Regions from separate parts of the Homo sapiens genome. Here regions 1 and 3 are each linked to region 2. Evidence: chromatin loops called from intact Hi-C (ENCODE). Cell type or tissue: mammary epithelial cell. All regions are shown on one strand.

Region 1 (2,500 bases), 440 kb after region 2:
CCTTTCTTCCTGTTATTATACAAAAACTCCCTTTTCGTTTCTAAAGTCAACTCGTCTTCTGTCTAGTGTTTTAGATTCTATCTCTTCTCACTTATTTGAGAACATTATTCCAGCACTTATGTCATTTTTCTTTTGCATCATAAATTATTTTCTCTGCTAGATCATGTGTATCAGCGTTAAAAAATGCCATCAAATCTCCTGTTTATCTTTCTAACTTATGTCCCATTTCTCTGGTCCTCTTTATAGCAGAACCAGAGTAAGAACTATGTCTACTTTGCCTCCCTCCTCTGATTGTCTTTTGAATCTATTCTCATCAGGTTTTCATTCCTATTACTTTAGCAGCTAAACAGCATTTGTCATGATCAGTAATGGCTCCATATTGCTAAATCCAAAGGATAATTGTCAGTGTTCCTCTTCCTTGGGATATCTGCCCAGTGGATCAATTGCTCACTCCTCAAAACCTATTCTTCCCTTGTTATCTGGGACACCAGACTTCATTTTCCTGTGGTCATTTCTTCTCTGTTTCTTTTGCTGGTTGCTCCTCATCACTATCACCTATAAATGTTAAAGGGTCCTATACCTCAGTTTAGGATGAAAAGTCTCCTCTTCACTCTTCATTCACTTTCTTCCATCTAGTCTTAAAGCTTTTAATGTCATCTGTATTCTGATGATTCCTATATGCGATGCATCACATAATGATGTTTTGGTCAATGACAGACTGCATATACAACCAATGGTGGTTCCATAAGATTATAACACCATATTTTTGCTCTGCCTTTTCCATGTTTAGGTACACAAGTACTAACCATTGTGTTATAATTGCCCATAGTATTCAGTACAGTAACGTGCTGTACAGCTTTTTAGCCTAGGAGCAAAAGGCTATCCCATATAGCCTAGGTGAGTAGCAGACTATATCATCTAGGTTTATGTAAGTACACTCTATGACATTCACACAAGGACAAAATTGCCTAATGGCATATTTCTTAGAATATATTCTGTCATCTAGCAACGCATGACTGTTCTTATAGCTCTAGCCTTGGCCAATTCCTTGAACTCCTGACTCTAATATCCAACGACCTAATGATAATTGAACACTAAATAAGTGTCTCAAATTTAAAATCTGCTAAACTGAGCTCCTCATTCCTGCCTGCTGCCCACCATGTCCCCAAATTCTGTTTGTCCTCACCATCTCCCCATGTAGGAAATTGCAATGCTACCCTTCCTATTGTTGAGGGAAAAATCCATGTAGTCTCTGATTCCTCTTTCTCATATTCTCTATAGCCAGTCAGTCACAGTATCTTATTAGCTCTACCTTAAAAATAAAACTAAAATCGGATACATCTCCTCTTCCTCCTAATTTCTCCAAACTCATCTTCATGATCCTCTCTGCCCCCTACAGTTTATTTTCCATATTGCAGCCCAAGTTGTGTCTAAAACTTGTCAGTTCAAAATCTTCTGTTGATTATTTGACCTCACTCAAAGTAAAAGGCAAAGGTCTTACAGTGTTTTCTATAGAGCTCTACATCATCTCACTCCCCATTGCTGTGGTAATCAGAATGCTAAGATGTTCCCCAAGATTCTCAGCCCCTGGTGCAGCTGCTCTACATAACACCCGCCCCTTGATTACAGGTTGCACCGTGAATATATGCTGCCTGTAATTATACACAGGTGGCTGGGATAACCATGCATAATAGTGTCTTAGCAGACTGGAGATGGAAATTCTGACCTTGAGGAGGCAAACCACCATGTGAACTGCCAATGTGGAGGGCCTTATGGCAAGAATGGCCTTGAGACTGAGTGTTATCCTGATAACCAACAAGAAAATGCGAACCTCAGTCTTAAAGCCACAAGAAAATAAGTTCTACCAACAAGCTGAATTAGTTATAACGTGGATTTTTCTAAGACTGCATTCCAGCCTATATCTTGATTTCAACCTTGTTAGGCCCTGAGCAGAGGACTCTGACTGGACTTTTGATTTATAGAAACTGTGAGATAATAAGTCCAGTCAGAGTTTAGGTCAGTGGGTTTATGGAAATTTGTTATGTAGCAATGGAGAACTAATACATACCCATCTGATTTGGTCTTCTAGTCCTTTCTTCCCCACCTATCTAGCTTTAGCCACATTGGCATCTTTGCTGTTTCTCAAATAGGGTAACCAGGATTCACTTCAAGGCTTTGGGATCATCTGCTTCTTTCTGCAAAAATCTTGCCCCAAGAAGGATGTATGACTCATTTCTTTACACTTTAGGTGTGTGTTCAAATGTCATCTTATTAAAAAGCCTTTCCCAACCACTGAAAACAAAGTAGCAGCCCCAACACAGCACTCATCCACCTTTTACCCTGCTTAATTTTTCTCCATGGCACTTGTCATATTTTGACATATCACATTTGTTTATCACTAGAATATAAGTTCCATGCGGGCAGAGAATTTTGTTCTGTTACATTATTGTGCATGGATTAGCGTTTAATAGTACTAGTAAGTGCTTAATAAATATTTGTA
Region 2 (2,500 bases):
CTGTCACCCAGGCCGGAGTGCAGTGGCGCGATCTCGGCTCACTGCAATCTCTGCCTCCCGGGTTCAAGCAATTCTCCTGCCTCAGCCTCCCAAGTAGCTGGGACTACAGGCACGCGCTACCACGCCCGGCTAATTTTTGTATTTTTAGTAGAGACGGGGTTTCACTGTGTTAGCCAGGATAGTGTCGATCTCCTGACCTCATGATCCACCCGCCTCGGCCTCCCAAAGTGCTGGGATTACAGGCGTGAGCCACAGCGCCCGGCCTTATGACATCGTTTTAATAAGAATAAAATCTAAATTCCAATCAACTAATTTATAACACCACTGTAGGAACACATTCTCTTCACCAAAGGGAGACAGCTTAATTTTATCACTTACTGGCTTTGTGCCACTCCATACATCATTGCAGAAAAATCTAACCTGCCCTACCCAACAAAAGCATTTTTGTGCAAGAGCATATACTCTGCTCTATAGTGGAGTCTCTCTAGGCTAAGATCCTAAAAGTACTTAAATGCCAGGTATGGAAATGGAGTAGGGTCATGGTTATTTGGAAAGCTGAAAAGAAATTAGGCCTATTGGGTTTGGGGAGAAGCCTTTGGGAATTGGGGCTCTCAGAGAATTGGCAATTCCCAGTAAAAGACTAAAGTCTTTGAGGGAATTGGTTCCTTTAAGGCTTTAGCAGATCTGCTCATTTTTATTTCTGGTTTTGCAGCACTAAGATTACTTTGGAAGGAGAATCACATCATTGAAGACAAAGTGATCTGGGCTACAAATAATTGGTAACATGTCCACTAGATTTTGCAAGTACACGCTTGAACATAAATGTATGTTTGTTCTTCTCTTTCTCTCTCTCTATATATATGATGCTGAAAATCATACACACACACACACACACACACACACACACACACGAGATGCACTCCAGCCTGGGTGACAAAGTAAGACCCTGTCTCAAAAAATAAAAAATAAGAAAACTATATATATATATATATATAGAGAGAGAGAGAGAGAGAGAGAGAGAGAGAGAGAGAGAGAGAGAGAGATTATATATATATGTATATATATATATATATGTATATATATACACATATACAGTTGGCTGTTCATATTAATGGGTTCCACATCCATAGATTCAACCAACTGGGAATCAAAAATATTTGGAAAAAAAAACAGACAATAAAAAATAATACAAATTAAAAGACAATGCAGTAAAACAACTATTTATATAGCGTTTACACTGTAGTAGGTATTATAATCTAGAGATGATATAAAGTGTCTGGGAGGATGTGCATAGGTTATGTGCAAAGACTATGCCGTTTTATATAAGGGACTTGAACATCCGCATATTCTGGTACATTGGGAAAGAGGAAACCTGGAACCATACCCCACTGGGTAATGAGGGATAGCTCTCTATATTTTTAATGAATTTGATGTTTTAAAAAGTATGCCACTAGATGTCAGCAGCAACCTCCTAGGGGTCCTGTGACCTTAATTTGCTAACAATAAAAAATGATACTTCATTAGAACATCTTACCTGAGAATAGTAGGTACTTAATTTGAAAGTTTAAGAACTATTTTTTTTGCCGTACAAAGAGTAGGAGTGCAGGCATAAAATATTTTTGAATTATTTTCTAAACCAGTTTCTGTTCACATGTAACAAGTTATTTTTACTTCCAGTATTCTCTGTATCATTGAGATGACAATGACGAATTATGGGTGAACTTGAGTAATTTGTCAGGAATTGTACCTGATGCCAGAGCTCTAAACTTCTGCTTTGATACTTTATGATTCATTTATGCCATCATTGGATGGGTATTTGTGCTTTGGTTTTGTTTCATTCTGTTTTTGTAACAGCATTTGGTGCTATAGCCCATCAGAAGATTGTGTAGTATTAATTTTTCGGCATCCACATCTGTGCCCTTTTTACTTAGTAAATTCTATCTTTAATTTTTTTCCTTAATAATTTCTAAACTTTCATGGATCTCTGTTCAGTTGTTACAAGGTACTCAACTTTTGGATAGATGCCATAGAGTATTATGAATGTTTGCTCATGAGTTGACAACATCATCTAGAAATAAGAAAAAATGATATTTTCCATGGATTATAGTACATATAATTTTTTAGTTTTTAAGAATTAGTAAAAGTATCTCATTTTTTTCAGAAATTAATAAGAAAATTATAGGCTGGGTTCAATGGGTCATGCCTGTAATCCCAGCACTTTGGGAGGCCGAGGCGTGCAGATCACTTGAGGCCAGGAATTTGAGACCAGCCTGGGCAACATCGCGAAACCCCATTTTTACTAAAAATACAAAAATTAGCTGGGCATGTGACGGGCACCTGTAGTCCTAGCTACTCAGGAGGCTGAGGTGGGAGGATCACCTAACCCCCGAGAGGTTGAGGCAGCAGGGAGCCGTGGTCACACCACTACACTCCAGCCTGGGTGGCAAAGTAAGACCCTGTCTCAAAAAATAAAAAATAAGAAAATTGTAGTATTGGCCAA
Region 3 (2,500 bases), 590 kb after region 2:
TGTATAAAAGTACGAAATCCTGAAATACACACATCCACTCTTCTGAGTTTAGTTTTTTCAAGTTTCAACTAAGATTGTGTGTATGTGTGTGTGCACACACGTATATATATGTGTATATACATACACACACACACACACATATATATATTTATATATGAATGAATACTACCTTCATCTTTATCAGGAGGACCAAATAAACACCATGTAAACTGTAAGGTATAGAGAGACATAAAGGTGAGGGGCAAGTGACAAGTCTGAAAACTGTCAAGAGCTGAAGCTTGGGTTTTTTTTAATTTTCCCCAAAACATATTTTAAAGCAAAAGACTAAAGCATTTATTTTTCCTTTGTGAGAATGATTTGGGATGTTCATTGGAGCAAAAAGGCCATTTATGAACTGACTTTGGCTTTGCTTTGGCCTGTCGTAGCCACTGTGTTTATTTCAGAACCTGAGATTTACACTGACTGCATATTAACAGAGAAGAAAACCTGGAGTCATTGGCATTGGAATTTTCCAGTACAATTTTCCATTATCTGCTCAACTTAAATTGTTTCTTTTCTAGAAAAAAAATGTATTTTTAGCTTTTTCACTTATGTTCCTCCATAGAAGGCTTACTACTATTTTAAAGACATATTACCTTGCTCACAAACTTGTAATTTTCTCATTCATAATTAATGCTTTCCGATATTGTCATTGTCCTGATATTTTAGCCATAAAAAGTATATATAATTATGCAAAATAGAGACACTGGAATATTGTTAGTATCAGAAGTATGTAACACTGTTCCTAGGTTTAGAATGTTGTGTGTTCCTTTTATCCTGGGTTTCCACTTCCAATCTAGTGAAACTGGAAACCAGACTTGTTTTGGTGTTGTTTTTTTTGTCATCTGATTGTAATTTATAATTAAGAATCAACTGGTTAAATAAGTGAAGATGGAAGTGAATAAAGCAACTATCCTTATGCTAATGAGACAATCTGCAAAGTTTTCTCCTTTAAATACTTTTTAGAGAAACAAATATTTAATTAGAATTGTCACTTAATGTCTTGCAAGAAAACAAATGTGGTCACTTAAGTTATTTTTTAAATTTTCTAACTAGAAAAATCATATAAAGTATTGACCAGTTGATTCAGTATAGTACCATGCAAGATGCTTAAACAATAAGTACATGCTGTTTGGGAACTATACAACTGCGTACAAAGTAAAAATCAGTTACTTGAATGCAGTAAGTGCAAAGTAGTTCTGCTTCAGCCTGATTAAGCAGCGCCACCTACTGCACAGAAGATGTATTTTATGTTTGGGAATTCTCTAGTAGAAACAAATCTCTACAGAGCTAAGCACAGAACAAAAGCAGTTTTCAGTCTGTTATCGTTTAAAATTTACATCTGGGTTAATTTATTGAAGTTTTTTCTAGTGTTTCCCTGTGTCTATTAGTCTACCCATTCATATTGAGAACAACAATTAAATAAAGGGAGAGAACAGGAGATAAAAATGCAAATATGAAAAAATAGGAATATAGGATATTCATTCTTGGTATCTATTGATGTATCTCTTATTATGAAAAAAAAGTTCAGTGTACCTCTATTTTCCCTTTTACACATGACAATGACATAAGAATCAACAGTTAACCAATGCTTGTTTAAATTGAACCATTGTTCACATTTTATTCTAGGCTGCCTATAAGTTTGTCCAATATTAAATGATCATGCATTAATAGGGCTCTGTTGCATTCCTCTTTCTTTATGCTTTTTATCCTCATAATAGCATGTACATCTACAATATTTTTAAAATAATTTCTAACATTCTAATGTATTTTACATTATGACATCACATAGGCATTTCATAGAGTATTACTAAGAATGTATCTTTTTATTATGTTGGGGCCATTAATTATCCTTTCAACCCTTTGGGTTTATTTCATCTAGTCTATTATACCACAACATAAAATAAATAAGTGACAGTAGACATGGTACGATAGTGATTGTGATTCTTTTTATTATTCTCTGTCACTCTTTCAAGGTCTTAACTGATTATTTACCACTCACATTACTCACAATGATGCTTGCACTTTTATGATGAGGAGATCATATCATTTCAGTTCCTGCTTTATAATTAATTTCGCAGCATGCACTCATTCATATCAAATCGTATTTGTCACCCATTAATTTATTTATATATTAATGGAATGTCACACGGTCAAGAATTTATGATAGTTAACATTTGCCAGGGCTTTGATCTCCAAATTAACTGAAACAGAACATAAATTGTTTCTATATCATACCAAAGTCATAATTATATAATTGATGCCTGTTAGAAATCTAGACATACAAATAGCACAAATGGTCTCAATTTTGCATCCTCATTTGAAGAACAGCTATTTGAATCCCAAATACTACCCAAAACTTGACTTACTTAAACTTGTCTATATCTTTAAAACTTTTTATATTTATTGTAACTTTTCTCATTCAATTAAAACTTATTGAATATTTACTATATGCTAGGCA

Evidence for each region. Hi-C counts contacts between places; a loop is a spot of excess contacts. Peaks named below come from ENCODE experiments on the same cell type or tissue, not always from the same donor. Only the 100,000 strongest peaks of a DNase experiment are listed, where the experiment ranks them.
Region 1: it touches region 2 in a loop (6-fold over the local background); 18 of 110 quality-filtered maps call a loop at or near these places.
Region 3: a loop joins it to region 2, with 18 times the contacts of the local background. A loop is called at or near these places in 54 of 110 quality-filtered maps.

What each region holds. Positions count from the first base shown.
Region 1 is chr4:142,281,945-142,284,444 of GRCh38, reverse strand. The region is part of intron 9 of INPP4B (inositol polyphosphate-4-phosphatase type II B); the gene reads left to right. Among named protein-coding and RNA genes, the nearest start is that of INPP4B, 560 kb to the left of the region's middle. In mammary epithelial cell, a CTCF peak has its summit at 1,402 (motif pointing left); no DNase peak of the experiment used is centred here.
Region 2 is chr4:142,719,305-142,721,804 of GRCh38, reverse strand. The region is part of intron 2 of INPP4B (inositol polyphosphate-4-phosphatase type II B); the gene reads left to right. Among named protein-coding and RNA genes, the nearest start is that of INPP4B, 130 kb to the left of the region's middle. In mammary epithelial cell, a CTCF peak has its summit at 1,466 (motif pointing right); a DNase peak (open chromatin) is centred at 1,744; H3K27ac peaks cover 1,968 bases.
Region 3 is chr4:142,125,846-142,128,345 of GRCh38, reverse strand. The region is part of intron 18 of INPP4B (inositol polyphosphate-4-phosphatase type II B); the gene reads left to right. Among named protein-coding and RNA genes, the nearest start is that of IL15, 490 kb to the right of the region's middle. In mammary epithelial cell, a CTCF peak has its summit at 1,249 (motif pointing left); no DNase peak of the experiment used is centred here.